Regions from separate parts of the Mus musculus genome. Here region 1 is linked to region 2. A link is a loop called in an ENCODE intact Hi-C map of the cell type or tissue named here. Cell type or tissue: left cerebral cortex. All regions are shown on one strand. Links, peaks and the distances in the headings refer to the core of each region. The heading gives the core; the rest is flanking DNA.

Region 1 (8,336 bases), core at 100-8,099, 660 kb after region 2:
TGCTGAGTAAGGATTTACATTTAAATGAAGCCTTATGATTTTTGATGGAAGATGGATACTGGAGATAATCTTCAACAAACTACCTTTGCTGAATGTGTGTAGTCTTTGCTTTACATCTGATACCACACACCCCCAAAAAACAAAACAAACCCCATTTTTATCCCCAAGAAAACAAAACTCTGCTATTGATGCTTCTAATTGATGGAATACAGTTGATACCTTTACTGCTTGTCCTGAGTTAGTTAATTGGGTAGGCAAAGAGTTTTTGTATTTGCAAGACTGGCAATTCAATTGTATCATCTCTCTCTCTCTCTCTCTCTCTCTCTCTCTCTCTCTCTCTCCACTGAAAATCAGAAAACACTATAGAGATATTTAGCAGGTTTTAGAGCAAAGATAGAAGGATCAGTTGGCCTTTCATTTCCTTTATGCTGTAATATTTAATGTAAACACACTTTCTATTGGGTAATTGGTGCTTTCTTCCATCTGTGGAATGATGTATACGCTGTAAACAAGTTTTGTGTATGTAATGTCAGAATAGTGGTCTCTTTTGCAAAGGGAATTCCAATTTATGTATGAGCAGCAGGTAAAGATAAAGCATCTTTTAGGAAGGACGACCGCCCCCCACCAACAATAGTAAGAGAATGCAGAGATTTGTCAGGAAATGTTTAATTCCTACTTCAGAACCTGCTGGGAAGGACAGGACAGAAGAAGGTTCTCTGGTCTCTCCTGAGATGGGCCATGTTGGTTCCAGATTCCCTGCTTTTAGACAGTGGTCCTAATATAGGTAAACTATGACGGTCTTCTGTTGTGACCTAGAGATCCCTATCTTTTTTATGTTCCTGGGTCGCTCCTCACAAGATTTGGAGAGCTCACTCAGGAACATTTATTTCCCCTGTCACCCTTGCAAGTGAAGCCAACAAAAAATTTCTTTAAAACCCTGGGGTCTTCTCTCTGCTCTCTCGATGTGTTCCGGGAACCCAAACAGCAAAGAGACAGTTTCCACATTAGTTAACCATATACTCGGTGAGATGGGAAGTGGGGTTGTGGTCTTTCTCTGATTAATTATTTGCTTTAACGATGAAAGGAATTAAAGAAGTAAAAGGAATAAGAGGAATCTCTTGTTCTTTATGCCTCTTTTTGACAGCCCCCTGGTTGCCAGTGTTCACAGTTACTAGTGAAGGTAAACTGGTTCTGGCGATGTGCATTCCAAGGTTGTAAGGGATGGAAGCCTTGATGTGAGCCACATGGTGGCAACAGGTGCTAAGCTTGCAGAACACATATGGTCCATTCCAGTGCTGCTCGGAAGCAGGGCCATCTTGCCATGGAAGCTTATTTGTCAGTACAAAGTCAACAGAGTCAGTCATGCTCAGGAGAGGAAGGCAAGCCGAACCAACAAGGAAAGCCTCTGGCTGATAAGGTACAGATCAACATTTTATTTAGATTGATAAGTTTTTGCTTCAGTGTTCTCTGGTTGGTACTGCTATATTTATCATATATATGCTATATACCATATCCACATATATGTGATTACTAATAAAATCTTGTGGGTTTTTTTTCCTTCCTCAAGATGGATATGAGAAAACCCAAGATGAAGGATGTTAATCTTTGTGGGAGTCAAAAGTTCTAGACTCCCTGATGCAAAATGATTCTTTTCTTTGACCTGTACCAAACACAGAGCGGAAGCAAGCCCAGTAGAGCATCTCACTAAGTGCTATTTTTAAACACACACACACACACACACACACACACACACACACACACACACACACACACGTGTGGAAGGACCACTTTATAAAAAAGCAAAGCTTTTCACACTCAGTCATTATTGCAAACTAATCTAATGCGTGGGTGTCTTCAAATTTTGGAAAGCCAAGAAATGTACCTGAGTTGACTTAGCAAGTGTCAGAGAGAATTGAATTGCATCTTTATTTCTAGGGCTGTCACTCACTGCTGTGATATTTTTCCCACATGTGAGACACCATTAACTTTTAGTTTCTTTTTGTGGTATTTTTACAACAGTCTATCCACTAACTCCAAGTCACCAATGACTTTGGAGGCTGAGTAAAAATCAGGTCCAGTTCATTTGACTACTGTGGCTGAGGACATTGCGACTTCTCCTTGTGTGTCTAGGGTGATGGCATTTGATTGGCTTTGAAGAGCCGTTTACCACACAGTATTTAATACCCACGCATTCTGTTTCTCTTACAAGGTTTGTTATTCAATTTTGCTGATAGTATTTTTCCTGCATATGGTTTGTCCCAAATGCCCTTTGGTTTTTTGTTTGTTTGTTTGTTTTGTTTTGTTTTGTTTTTTAATACACATGTAAAAGAGTATGAAGATAGTAAGGTACCAGGGGTTGGTTTGCTACAGATCTAGATCCCAATTAGAACCCTGGGCTGGGGAAAAACAAACAAACAATTTGACTTTTGAATTTTTCATATTTCATGGCTCAACTCTCATTCGCTGTGTTTAGGACTCATTCTGTCTCCAGCTTGATGGGCTAACACTGTTATCTGATGCTAGTCCAAATCCACACTTAAAATAAGCAATTCGTGTTCTCATATTGGTAAACGACAAAGGAAGAGATGCTCAGCGCACCTACAGCATCCTGACATCCCTTGCCAAGGCTACGCATGTGATGCTGCCTTCCCCTTCCCCAGAGGGAGAGCGTAATTTCATTATCCATGAATCAGCGCCTCTTAGACTGTACCACCCTTGTCAGAGAGGCTAATAGCACCACTGTTTAGCTAGCAGCAGAGGAGGAAGGAGGGGGAAAGCCCGGGGGCGAAGCACAGGTCACTGACATGGTCGACAAACTGGAGAACAGTTCTGACACTGCAGGGGAGGCCTCCCTCCTATGGATAGCTTTCCCATAACTACTGACAAGCAAGAGTTGGTCCGATTCCCTCAATAGCAATGCAGGGATCTGGTTCCCCGAGCCTGTTACACTCTATTTCAGAATCCTGACCACAAAAAAATAGTAGCACTTTTAACGAAAACATTACAGATGACTTGGGCTAATATCGTTGAGTACAAATACTTCAAGTGTTTCTTATCTATTTTTACTGCGTTAGGGCTTGCTCTGTGTCTTTGGGTATTTATTTCTCTAGCTCTCAATACCAATGTAATGGCTTTTCTTTCTGGTACCACTGAGAAATATGAATATACATTCATATATTTGATAATGTGGATGATAATTATACCTCATAACAAAGTTAACAATCAGTATGATGCACAGAGAAACCTATGCTGCCAATAAGTTCACAAAAGACAAAAACCAAGACGCTAAAAATGTGCGAACAGCTGTAGTTACTTGGACTAGCCACTAGAGGACAGTGCTACTCTATAGAAAGCATCATTGCCAGTCTCTGCTTATATAGTTGAAGCACCAAACCAAGTTTAAAAAGAAAAACAAACAAACATACAAACAAATGGTTAATAATCTTTGGAAAGATGTCATGTCAACATCCTTGGAAGGTACAAAGTCACTTAAAATGATTATATGCTGCATAACATTGCTTAAAATTCTCTGGCACTGAGCACGCCTGCTTCAGCACAGTGTGTACCGGGGTTAATAAATAAAGGAGAAACAAACACAAAACACAAATCACAAACGTTCAGTCCAAAAGAATGGACTCCACTTCCTCTCTGTTTTGAGAAAGCATTTAAAGGCAGAGAGACTCCTGCAGCCATGGGTCTCCACGGAACATTTCAACAGGTCAGAAAGCTCCCTTAACTGAGGGAAACCGACCAGTTCATGTAAATTTGCAATTAAAAAGGAATAGCCAAGGATTCTTCTCCAATACGCAGTGCATTTTAAATGCTTATATATAAAAAGTAGAAGCATGGCATACAGTCTACAAGTGCCATGGGCAGATACAAGGACAGTCATTTCTGATCAGGAGGACACTTACCACCTGGCTTTTCTGGGCGACACAATAGTGCAGAAACAACTCTCGCCTTAGGTTGCACAAATTGGTTGCACAAATTGGTTCTCGGGGCATTCTGACAGCTGGAGAAGAGCCCTTAACTAAGGAAAAACACGTGTTGCCAATCCCCCCCACCCCCCTGCAGTTTCATGCCCAGAATCAAAAAGTGTTTTATTATTCTAAGGCATTTGTCTGGCGTCTTATCCTTCAGTAAATCTCTAAGGCATTGAAAATGAGCAGCCTTCAAAATGTTGGTCATTCATTCAATCTTACATCAGTTTAACACACCAAGTGGTGCTGAGCCTAACAAATACTTTTCAATAGAGCAAACAGGTTTTATACATTCCAATGGCATACTTGGAAAATATGCATATATATATTCCAAGTATGTGTATGTGTGGAATTTGTTCCCATGATACATAAGGCAGAGGATCAAGTAAAAGAAGAGAAAGGGGCCTTTTCCACTTCAACAGTGCATTTAATTATTACAGTCATCTTCATAGTACAGATAATAATGAGGCTGACCAAAGGAAAAAATTTAGATGGAATATGTATTTACTGACAGTCTAGAAAAAGAAAAAGTAAAATTACAATTTCACTGAAGAGCATCTCAGTGGGTTTGGCCACCCAGCCCCTGACACCGTAAGATGTGTCTGCATTACTGATCCACTGGGGCTCTGTGGCCATTTGGCATTAATAAATGTATACTCGATGGTTAGTCATGGGTAAACATATTGCACTTGTGATACTTTCCTGAGCTACTGCCTGGCCTCATCAAAGCACCTTAATGGCGAGTCCCCTCGAAATGCTGCTCTTCTTTATGCTTAGAAGTATGACTTTAAGAATCTGGATCCCCTGCTATCATTCTACTTCACACTGACTTGTCTAGATCTTTCCCTTTCAGCCTTTGGAAGACCTCCATCCTCTACATACATTAAAAAAATGCTAGTAAGAAATAGCCATTCACTTTTTCATGGCTTTTATTATTATTATTTTTGCAGCGACTGTTCTGAAAGACTAGGGATGGGGTCAAAGATGGGAGGCCTGGACGGTCAGAAAGCTGAACCGTCCTTAATGCAGAAAGCAAAATCATTACGGTCCGCGTGCACACCGAAAGTGCTCATCTGAGAGGACAAAACAAAACGGGGTGGCAAAAAATAAATATATTTCTCTGAAACCCCATAAATACAGAGGGCGTGATACCCGAGCTGCAGTCGACAGACTTTCACCAACGACATAAAAAACATGCATGCAGCGTGCAGGCTGCCAGGCCAGTTCTGTACAGAATTGTACTGACGGATGAGTTACAATACAGATGAACACGGAGACACAGCGATGTCAACAACAGCAAAGCAAAGACAAGCTGTCACAGTCAGTCTCCCCCCCACCCCACCACCCCCCCTTTCCATGCTCCATGTACCAAGGTGTTACCAGGAGCATCCTTTGAAAGGAGAACGTTGGGGAAGCATGTGTGTGTTCAGATAGCTGAATGAAGTGTCAGTGCTTAGGGGTCTGGTTTGTGTGGAACACATCACAGGACGCACAGGACAGTCTCACAAGCCCTGAACAGGACGTCACAGGGCTCAGGATTCTATGAACTGCACTGGGGTCTTGGGAAAGAAGCGGCAAAGAGATAAATCCTGGTAAAGTTCCAGCTTGCAGAGAGTACTTAGCAAACCTCATCTCTGAAAACTCCCTCCCTTCCAGCGGACTAGCTGCTTCCTCGGAGGAGGGATGTGTTTATTTCCTGACTTGGTTGTGTAATGAATCAACATGTTTAGGGAACACACAGGCAGAGGGAAACCTACGGTGACCCCTTTTAGTTTTATTCCACAGCCACACGGGGGAGGGGGGGGGGATCTGAGCTGAAACTGCAAGGCTCAAACTTTGTGCTCTCAGGGTCTCCTTGTGTTTGGCAGCCATCTGCTTTTGGCATCTTAACCCTTTGACACCCGTCCGTCCCTGTGCTTGGCTGGTTGTGATTTCTGAAGCCCTAGAAACTGCTCAGGGATCTGCTGTAACCCACCACCCTCTGTGGAGAGTTTTCCCGGATTTTCTTTGATAAGGCAGGCATTGTTTCTCACTCTCTACTGTGTGCCTGAAGCCAGTCATCTCCTCAAATGCATTCAACCCTCCAAGGTCCTGGGATCACTCCCTCCACCCCCCCACTCCCAGATTTGCTAAAGCGCACACCACCTTAAGCTGGAGCTCTGAGACTCCCAGATGAAGAAGAAGAGCCAGTGTGAGCATCGTGGGGGGGTGGGGGGGTGGGGAGGGGGAAAACAAGTTTTTTTTTTTTTTTAAATCTGGAAACAAATGTTATGTTAATGAGATCCATAAAGAGTCTTAGACACTAGGCATGGTGTTAAACCGGAGTTCTAGCTCCGCATTGATTGTGGTATTTAAACTTCAATGGGTTGATTATTTATGAGAGGAAAAATGACCAGTATTATGAACACACTCCGAGGGACAGGGAAGGCCCTTGCCAGCATAGTGAGAGGGAGGGGGAGGGGAGGGCACCGTGTTCCCTTGACAGACAGCGGAGTTCAATAAAGCACCCCCTTATTTCCCAGCCGTTAAGAGCGCGCTGTGTTTTTCTTTTTTTTCTTCCTTCCTTCCTTTATTATTATTATTTTTTAATCGCAATGGTTCATACCTCACATTCCCTGGAGCCTGATTTGCTATAGGTGCAGGGTCCCGTTCCGTTCAGCAGCATCTCGCTGGTCTCCGTGTTGGTGGGTTTATAATCTACATAAAATTCCTGGGTGCCTGGAGTCATCTGCTTGAGCGATTGCCGTTTCTTCTTCCGGTGCCTTCGCATGAGGGAGCGCTGCTGCAGCTGCTTCATGCTCGCGGGGTACCGCTTCCAGGACACGTACATCACCAGGAGGATGACCAGCACCGACAGGAAAAGGGCCACGCTGCCCGCGATGATCTTATGGAAGGAGATGTGCTCCGTGTCCACATCTGTCTCTGGGCTGGGCTCGGTAGCTCCCACCGTGGGGGGCAGAGGAGGCTTGCTCTCGTGCTTCGGCCTGGGGAGCTTGGGCTTAAATGTGGGCTTGGGGAGGGCCCTGGCCAGGTCAAACCTCTCTGTGGTAGTGCTCTTCCCACAGATGCTGTAGTTCTTCACCGCATCGATCACGTTAACCCCCTGCAGCTCTTTGGGACTGGCGCAGATGATTGTATTCTCTCTCAGACCTTTAAAACTTCTCAGCCAGTTTACCAGGGAACAGATATTCCTGCTGCATTCCCATATATTCCCAGCCAGACTGATGTCATTGAGAGAGATCCAAGAATCCAGAATCTCTTGTCCAATAAATGTGAGCTTGTTGGAATCCAGGTTGAGGCGTTGCAGATTGGGAACACACTGGAAGACACTGGGTCCGCTGAAGGCTTCGATCTCATTACCAGACAGGTCGAGCCTCTGTAAGGAACTCCAGGTCCAGGACATGGTTTGCCCTATGACACTGATTTTATTCCACTGCATGTACAAGTTCTGAAGGCTCACCAGCCTTGGGAACAGGGCCAGGTTGAGCTTGGAAAATTGATTGTGCTCCAGGTGAAGCTCTTTGAGTCTGATCATGCCAGCAAAGACATTCCTGGCTAAACTTCGGATCCGGTTGTATCCCAGGTCCAGAAGTTCCAGGTTGCGACAGTCTTGGAAGATCCGCACCGGGATGGTTCTCAGTGAGTTGGAGCGGAGGTGTAAACTAAGCAGCTTCCTCAAGCCCCGGAACTGTTCCGATCCCAGAGAATGGAGCTGATTGTAGGACAGATCCAAGTTCCGTAAATTGGTCACAGGTCTGAAGGTGTTGTTAAGGAAATAGGAGATTCTGTTGGAACTCAGAATCAACTCTTTGAGTCTGCGTATCCCATTGAAAGCATTCTCGTCGATATTGCTGATGTGGTTGTGGTCAAGGTAGAGCCAGGTGAGCTGATTGAGCCCTTTAAATTGATTATACTTAAGTTTTTGGAGGCTGTTGTAGCGAAGGGATAAACCCAAGCAACCGGCAGATATACTCGAGGGTATCTCCTGCAGTTTCTGAGACTCACAGTATACCATTTTGCCTTCACACCTACAACCCTTAGGGCATCCTCGTTCAGCAGAAGAAAGCATTGTCAGTAAGACAGTGGGTGCTAGAACCACCGCTACAGCTGATCCTCGCAGTAGCCTAATTACATTGAAACCTGGAAATAAAAACAACTTAGAAAAGTTATCCCCCCAAAACGAATGCATTTTTTTTAACCAAGCAAAACTAGCTGTTCATTTCCACATTCAGAAATGTAAACATTTAGATACCATTTAGCATCAAACATCATCTTTGTAATAGAAGGATATTGCATATTTCTATCAGTTAAACAAGGAAATGTAGCCACTGATAATTGAATTTATAGTCTTAGACC
Region 2 (8,336 bases), core at 313-8,312:
GCATTTTAAAAATAAATAAATGTGTATGTGCCTTTCATTCGACGATTCAAAGATAGCTCCTGGGGGGTGTGCGTGAGTGATCCTCTGGGAATACCAAGCAGTGGAGTAAACTGCTGCGACTGGGAGATACTGGCAGGCTGTAACACACAAAGGACTTATGTTCTCATAGTAGAGAGAGGGGGGGTCGGTCATTGCTTCAGACCTTGCTTCAGACTCAGGTGGTCTTCTGATAGCAGAATCAACCTGTACCTTCTGTGATGGTCATTACAGTGTCTAGCCCATCCCTACAGCAAGTGTGTGAGCTCCTCAGGGGAGGGGGCAGTCTTGTTCACCATTGGATGCCCTTTTGGAACAGGTGGGTCTTGTGAATAGCAGATGCTCAATAAAAGTACCTACCACAACACCGCACACATGGTATGTTGATGCAAACACAGTAAAAAAATTCTCCCTCAGAGGACTAGGGAAGAAGCCACTTCACCGTGTCGTCTATTCTAACTCTATTTTGGGTTCTGCCAGCAGCTGCTTTGGTGACTGGTCTCTGAGAGGCCCATCTCCCCCAATATGACAGGAGGATTTCCATCTTCTGGGCTACACACTGCTCACATGCTTGCTACAGGTGCAGATTATACCGACGACAACTTGTCCAGTGCAGATCTTGTGTGCTTGTCAGAAAGTGTGTGCTTTTTCGTGGTGGGGGTTAGTTTTTATAGCTGGTTTCAGAAAAGATGAAAGCAAAGTGACATAGTACTATACCTGCTTAACAAGGAATTGGAGGAAGGATTTTTTTTCTTTTCATTGCTCAAGTGAAGAAGACCTCAGAACTCTAGATACTCGTGACAGTTGAAGCCCCTGAGAGAAATGAGGAGTATAAAGAAGGTATTTCCTTATGGTCAGTTCCAACTGAGGTGACAGAATTTCAGGCTGCCAAATTTCTGTGAGAAGAACATGGAACCGACACAGAGTGATTTTAGCCAGATGATGCACAACACGATCGTAGTGTTTCAGGGAATGTGTCTTGGAAAACTTTGAACATTTCTTTTTTTTTTCTTCGAATTATTTAATTGATGAATTAGTTTAATGATTTTAAGAGTATATATCAAACTTTAATAACTCAAAGCACAATATTTTATTTATTAAAACACTGCATAATGAACTTCAGTGTTATACTAGTAAGCATTTTCCTACTAATATTTTGACTAAAACATACAATACAACCTTCGCAAAAACAGAAAACAGTTCTTTAGAACTAAGTGGTTGAACAGTCCAGGCTTCCTGGCCAAGTCAAAGATGGAGAAGTCAGGAGACAAAGCCGTTTACCTGACAGTTACACCGTATTTACCCTCTTCACCGAGTGCAGGTTAAAATCCTTATTCACAGTAAATGAAGACAGCAGGGTTGCCTCACTTGCCTCTCTCCCAACACAAAAATGATTTAGGAGGAGTCGGCTTTTCAATGCATTTTATTTGTTACTGTAACATTCATTTATCTATTTTTTTAACCCTCAAGCATAAACACAAACAATGTTCTTCTGTGAACCCAATGTTCCCACAGTCGTGGGTACTGACAGATAAACAAAGATCATTTTCTGGTGTTCTTGCTCTTCTATGCATACGTATCACACACACACCACAGAGGTAGGAAAGGCCATTTTTAACAAATTATTTTAATTGTAGAGAATTTCCCAAAACTAAACAGACAAATTAATAAAGCATGCCTTTGATGAGTCTCAAAGGCACACAGCATCCTCTCTCTCTCAAGGATGAATCCCCTGCAGTGTTTAGTCTTTGTCCAGTAACTTGATGGCAAGGTTGTCCAGGGTCAGCAACCACACCAGGAGCGCCTGGGCCACCTCTCATTTGCCGATTCTTTGGACCACCCAGTCCTGCTGGCACAGAGGGCAGCGATTATTCTGTTTCACCCACAGGGACATGCAACAGTTGTGGAAGGAATGGTTACACTCTCCCCAGACCACGACACAGTCCTTTTGCTTGTTTTCAGCTTGACATCGAAGACAGGCATCCATCACCTGGACCCTGCAGGTGGCACAGGTATCGCACTCAACGTCCCAGCTCCACATGGCTACCGCGTTCCACTTCTTGAGGGAGAACATCTTGTTGCCTCCCGACTTGGAGCCTGAGCTGGAGTGCGAAGAAAGGACGCAGGGTTCCTCGCCGTCCTCCACGTCGGCCATGACGGCGGCGCAGATCGGCGACGCGGACGTTGGGCGCAGAGGCAGGAGGTCTGAACATTTCTGTACAAGGTTATTTAATTTTTTTTTTTTTTTTTTTTTTTTTTTTTTTTTTTTAAAGACAGGGATCCTCTGTGTAGCCCTGGCTGTCCTGGAACTCACACTGTAGACCAGGGTGGTCTTGAACTCAAAGAGATCCACCTGGCTTCACGAGTGCTGGGACTAAAGGTGTGCACCGCCACGCACAGCAAGATGATTTAGTTTTTAAAAACAATTTTATGTGTATGAGTGTTTTGCCTGCGCATACGTATGTGCACTCTGTGCACGCCTGGTGCCCCTGGAGGTCAGAAGAGGGACTGCGATCTTCTGGGATTGGAGTTACAAATGGTTGTGAGCCACTGTGTGAGAGCTGGGAATGGAACCCAGGTTCTCTGCAAGAGTAATGAGTTCTCTTAACCACTGAGCCAACTCTCCAGCACCAAGATGATTTTAAAAAAGTATTTAAACATTTATTTTATTACTATTTTTTTTCAAGACAGGGTTCCTCCTGGTACCTCTGGCTGTCCTGGAATTCACTCTGTAGACTAGGTTGACCTTGAACTCAAGAGATCCTCTTTCCCCTGCCTCCTAAGTGCTGGGACTAAAGGTGTGCACCACACACCTTTTATGTGTCTTGTAAGTGTTGTCTGCACAGCAGTCATGCAGTGCCGGTGCTCACCAGAAGAGGGCATCAGATCCCCTGGAACTGGAGTTAACAAATGATTGCTGTCATGCTTATGGTGTGAGTTGAACCCTGGGTTCTCTGGAAGAGCAGCCAGTGGTCTTAACTGCTGAGTCATCTCTCTAGTTCCAGCCAAGACGAGAGAGAGAGAGAGAGAGAGAGAGAGAGAGAGAGAGAGAGAGAGAGAGAGAGAGAGAGAGAGAGAAAGAGAGAGAAAGAGAGAGAGAGTTTTTTCACTACAAAATACACACAGAGCCCCCCAAATAAAATTTCAGGTCATCTTTCCTCCAATAGCCACAAGATGGTGGCATTGGACTACCAGTAGCAGAAGGGTCTGCCCAGAAAGCCTTTGGTCTCATCTGCGAAACTGCAAAATGTCCAGATGGGAAGGTTGCTGAGCTGCCTTTCTATCTCTGCTGCGGGGTCCACTGAGGATCTTGTCCACAACAGGCATTTCATGAATAAAGCCTAGGGCCACGAAGAATCTGAAGCAATCTCTAATGATTCTGCAGATTGCTTGGGTCCACGCTCACGTCATTGCTGTTTGGGAGAGGAAAGAACTCTTCTGTTCAGAGGTGTGTGTGTGTGTGTGTGTGTGTGTGTGTTCAGCAGTCTGAGCCAGTTGTTATCTGTGGCCCAAGGTAGGATGAGGGTGGGCGTCTACATACACACCTTAGTGTGTGAAACAATGGGGTGAAGGGGGAGACTATTTCTGCAGCAGACGAACCTCTAAACAACTGCTGGACAAGTTTTCACTGTGCCTTTTCCTTCCCCACAGTAAGAACTGTAAGTCTGGTTTTCTGAGAGCTGGTCCGGTTCTGTAGCCCTGGTTGGCTTCAAACTCATCGAAATCGTTTGGCCCTGTTTTTCTTATGGCTGGTATCACAGGAGTGGACTCTTGTGACTGGTGATGTGTCTGTTTTGCGGACTCTGTTTACTGCTATGTCACTAGTGTCACTAGTGTATAAAAAGTTGTTGCACGCCGATCGCCCTTTCCCACTGGTCATGGTATTCCCAGGCATGCTTTTAGAGAATGAGTTCAGAAAAAACCTGCTGTGGAAAATATTATTTGGGGGTTTCTACCCCACCTTAGATTGTTTAGTTCCCAAGTAAAAATCACGAGAGAGAGAGAGAGAGAGAGAGAGAGAGAGAGAGAGTGCACACACACACACACACACACACACACACACACGCCTCAAAACTTTAGAACTGGGCAGATATCAGCCCTCTATGCTACCTTGTCTACTTCGTAGTAAATAACCGGAGATATCATTTGCCACGTTCTGCCTGGGTTGCTCTTATCCAACAGGCCAGCCCTCCTGATCTACCTAACCCTATGACCACTCCTTTCTTTTCCCCTTCCTCTGCTCCCTGGTCTCTCCCCAACCCAAAGCCCAGGAACCTCCCTCCACCACCATCTCTTTTACTCAGCCCAGGCTGTAGGCATCTTAATTAACCAATCAGGGATAACTTGGGCAACAAGGTTTAGATAGCAGTAGCCTGTGTCCGGAGGATCTGCTCATCTCAGAGCAAGCAGATAGAGGTACAGAATTCAGCATCTGAAAACAAGCAGCACCAGACCAACCCGACAGGAACCGTTTCCAGCTGACTCGCTTCCTAGCCCCATTTCTGCCGCTTCCTTGAATCTCCTTTCTTTCCTTCCTCTTGCTTTGTCTAATCTTGTTTCTTTTCTTTTCTTTCTTTTTTGTATGTGAGTACCCTGTAGCTGTCTTCAAACACTCCAGAAAAGGGCATCAGATCCCATTAGGATGGTTGTGAGCCACCATGTGGTTGCTGGGATTTGAACTCATGACCTCTGGAAGAACAGTCAGTGCTCTTAACCACTGAGCCATCACTTCCCTTCATCTCTCTCTCCTTCCTGCTCACTTTTCTTTCCTTCTCAAAATGTGTGATGTACTTTTTTCTAAATATATCTTTTTTTTGTTGTTGTTGTTGGCATACAAAATAACTGGTTAGTAGCTCTTTTCTTGTTGCTATGGTGAGATGCTATGACCAAAGGCAATTTATGGGAGAAAGAATTTATTTCTGTTTATCTGGAGGGATGAGAGTCTACTGTGGGGCTGGGGAAATGGCTCAGAGGTTAAGAGCACTGGCTGTTCTGAGTTCAATTTCCAGCAACCACATGGTGGCTCACAGACCTTTGTAGTGGGATCTGGTGCCCTCTTCTGGCTTGCAGGCATACATACAGGAAGAACACTGTATACATAATAAATAAATAAATCCTTAAAAAAAAAAGGAGTCTACTGTGGTGAGGAAACATGACAAAACTCACAGGGTTGTCCTTCTTCCATCAAGACCCCATGTCCTAAACTTCACCAAACAGCACTGCCAACTGGGAACTAAGTGTTTGGATACCCGAGCCTGTGGGGACATTGCTCATTCAAACCACCACAATGGGTTTCTTTCTAAAAAATTTAAAATTACATTTCCATATTTATGTGTGTGTGCATGTGTGCGTGTGTGTCCACATGAATGCTACACTTAGAGCACAACTTCCAGGAATCAGTTTTCTCCCTTACTTATTCCTTTTGCATTCCATTCCTGAGCCAGAGGCAGCCACTACTACACCCAGGGTGGCATTTGGATGGGCAGAGGCTGTGGTCACAGATAATGTTGCCGGGACATATTGAATTGTTAATAAAATTAGAAAATGTCATGTTTAACTGTATAAATGTCACAATTTCTTTGAGTTCCCCTGCGCACCCCGCCGCATTATTTTTGTTTGTTTTAAAATCAAAACACCGGAATCCGCTTTCACGGTCATCAACAAGGACTTGGTTGAATAAATTATGTTCTGTCCATTCTGACTCAGCGAGCTCTATCGGCATTTGCGTGAGCCGAGCCACTTCTAAGGAACAAGCTCTTGGAATAGAAAGACGGGATGTCTAAAGGAGGAAAGCTAAGTTCAAAACAACTGGTACGCTGACACTTGTGTATGTTCTCAGGTGTGCATAGAGATGTGTGTGGGGTAGTGTCACACACCTTTAATCTCAGCACTCAGGTGGATCTCTGTGAGTTTGGGGCCAGCCTGGTTTACAAATTTATTCCCAGGACAGCCAGAACTATATAATAAAACTAGAATACAACAACAACAAAACAACCTATAAACAAAACAAAACATGACGGTTGTAGAGGCCAGAGAGTGTTTGCTGCTCTTCCAGAGGACCCAGGTTCAGTTCTCAACACCCACATGATGGCTAACAGCCACCTGGAACTCTACTTCAAAAGGATCTGATGTCCTCTTCTGGTCTCTGTGGATACTTGTATGCATGTGGTGCACAGACATAAATGCAGGCAAAATACATAAAGATATAATATTTTAGAAATAAATATAAAATACACTGAAAGAAAAACTGAAAATTACACCCGGTGTCTTCCAGGAAGGGACCCCTCGTGGCAGGGTGAGATGAGAGAGAACCATCTCTAATGGAGACCTATTGTCATTTATTCACTAAGCAAATCACTTAACAAAAAGGGTTTCTAGTTTGCCTTGCTATAAATTAAGATTTCTAGCTGGGTGCAGTGTCTGTAGTCCCAGCTATACACTGTAGCCACCAGCTCAGACTCATAAGTAAACACTGGGTCTTGATTGGAGAACTTTGTCTTGGCTCGATATTTCTCTTGCAGCCTCTACCCAACCCCATCTTTCCTTTCCGGAACTCAGTAACCCGTGGCCACCAGCGGCTACACTAGGTGTGCACTGAATTACAGCCTCCACTTGTTAGTGTTTTCTAGGAAATTCTCCCTTGCTTACTGAAGAGGGAGGCGCCATCCAAGTGACACGAGACCAGGGAACTGCTGTTAGGGAGGCAAAGTTAGTGAGCTACAGGTCTGTATGTGCTTGCCTTGAAGTGGAAATTTATTATTTATTTATTTATTTACTTATTTATTTATTTAAGAGACTCAATTGTGTCATGTGATATTTTTCTGGAAGTTGCTCTCTGAGAAGATGGGTAGGGGTTAGGGAGGCTGTTTTGCTGAGAACAGACATGTGGTGTTTTTCTTGAAGCTGCCAGGATAAAGGGCATGCAATGTTTTGCAAGAGTGTGTTGTTTGGGAAGGGTATGAATATAAAACTCCAGCTTTCACGCCCAGGTAATGGAATGTCTCTGCCACCTGACCTGAGGCAAGGACAATGGGTCAGCGGCAGTTTCCAGACCTCCTCAGCAAGTTTCCAGACCCCCACATCCTGGTAATGGAATGTCCGTAGAGATGGACCCAATGGATTAACATAGAAGTCACCTACCCCGGAATTCCCTAGTGTGCTTTAAATCAGGCCTGCAAGCTCACTTGGGTATCTCTATCTTGGTAATGGTAAACCCTAGCATGGTGGACTTCTGCAGAATAAAACACACTTTGTTTTTACATACTATTTGAGTCAGGGATATTATTCTTCAGTGAACCACGGACCCTTACACTGGAAAATCTCATCCTGAGATCAGAGGGTTAGAATTGTTGACTCCTGCCCCGGGCCTGCAAGTCGTGGTGCACATAGCCCTGTGCCCCAACTTTTGCCCCTCCCCTGTTCCAGAGGTCATGTAGCCAGTAGCCAGGTTAAACTTCCTCTCCCCTTATAAGGTTGTGTCCAATAGCATCTGCAATTCCTCCTTACGCAAATGAGGCATTCCTAGCATCCTAGCCCTGCCTGGCCAATGATGTACTCTCACCCATGACCCCTGTTCACCCCTCAAAGGTTTAAATATCTTTCGTTCCCTGAGGAAACTGAGCCGTCTCACTGGGTCGCCATGCTCACTGCCGCCTGCGGTTTAGCTGTTGGGATCAAGCAAAAGAAACTTATTTTAAGTACTATTATTGTCTTTTCAGACCCCGTTTAATCAGAGGGAGAAACTACATTCAAGGTCCCAGGCCCCGGGGGAGCTGGGGACTTCCCTAGAGCTCAAGAGCTTCTGTTGTAAACAGCTGTTTGAGCCCAGATATCTCAGGGACAATGTGTAAGGAGTCAGCTGTCTGTGTCCAGCCATCTCAAGGACCTTACGAGCAGGGTCAAACAAGTCTCCAGTGGGTACTCCTTTGCTTAACCCATAATGTCAAGACACAAGATACCACTGCAGCTCTCTCCAGCTCCTCCCCCCTCACTTTGTGTTCCCATCCTATAAAACTGTTGTACAATCTCCCTTCAGGAACTCAGTTCAGATCCTGAATTGCTGTTGCAATTCCTAAGTGCTCAGAAAATAAAATTTCCTTTTTAAGCTTCTGTATCTGAAGTGAGTTTTCTCGGCTTCCACCCCGAACCTAAAATCACTCCCAGCTGTTCTGGCCTCCCCTCCTCTCTCAGGATCCACCAGTTGTGATAGGTTGACCATAGCATCACAAGTAGGGAAATGGAGTCTGAGCAGCACATAACCTTTTAAATACACGAGGTATATGTGCACACGCACACACACA

Evidence for each region. Hi-C counts contacts between places; a loop is a spot of excess contacts. Peaks named below come from ENCODE experiments on the same cell type or tissue, not always from the same donor. Only the 100,000 strongest peaks of a DNase experiment are listed, where the experiment ranks them.
Region 1: it touches region 2 in a loop (2.7-fold over the local background); 4 of 42 quality-filtered maps call a loop at or near these places.

What each region holds. Positions count from the first base shown.
Region 1 is chr10:64,081,263-64,089,598 of GRCm38, forward strand. All of the region lies in intron 7 of Ctnna3 (catenin (cadherin associated protein), alpha 3), which reads left to right. Lrrtm3 (leucine rich repeat transmembrane neuronal 3) reads right to left here. Exons shown (of 3, transcript NM_178678.4): 2 at 6,586-8,120. Among named protein-coding and RNA genes, the nearest start is that of Lrrtm3, 4.8 kb to the right of the region's middle. In left cerebral cortex, for the core only: a CTCF peak has its summit at 3,317 (motif pointing right); DNase peaks (open chromatin) are centred at 2,775, 3,346, 3,823, 4,161 and 9 more places; H3K4me3 peaks cover 6,093 bases; H3K27ac peaks cover 5,118 bases.
Region 2 is chr10:63,419,549-63,427,884 of GRCm38, forward strand. It overlaps the pseudogene Gm7075. Among named protein-coding and RNA genes, the nearest start is that of n-TStga3, 5.8 kb to the right of the region's middle. In left cerebral cortex, for the core only: CTCF peaks have their summits at 2,885 (motif pointing right) and 5,078 (motif pointing left); DNase peaks (open chromatin) are centred at 2,905 and 5,055.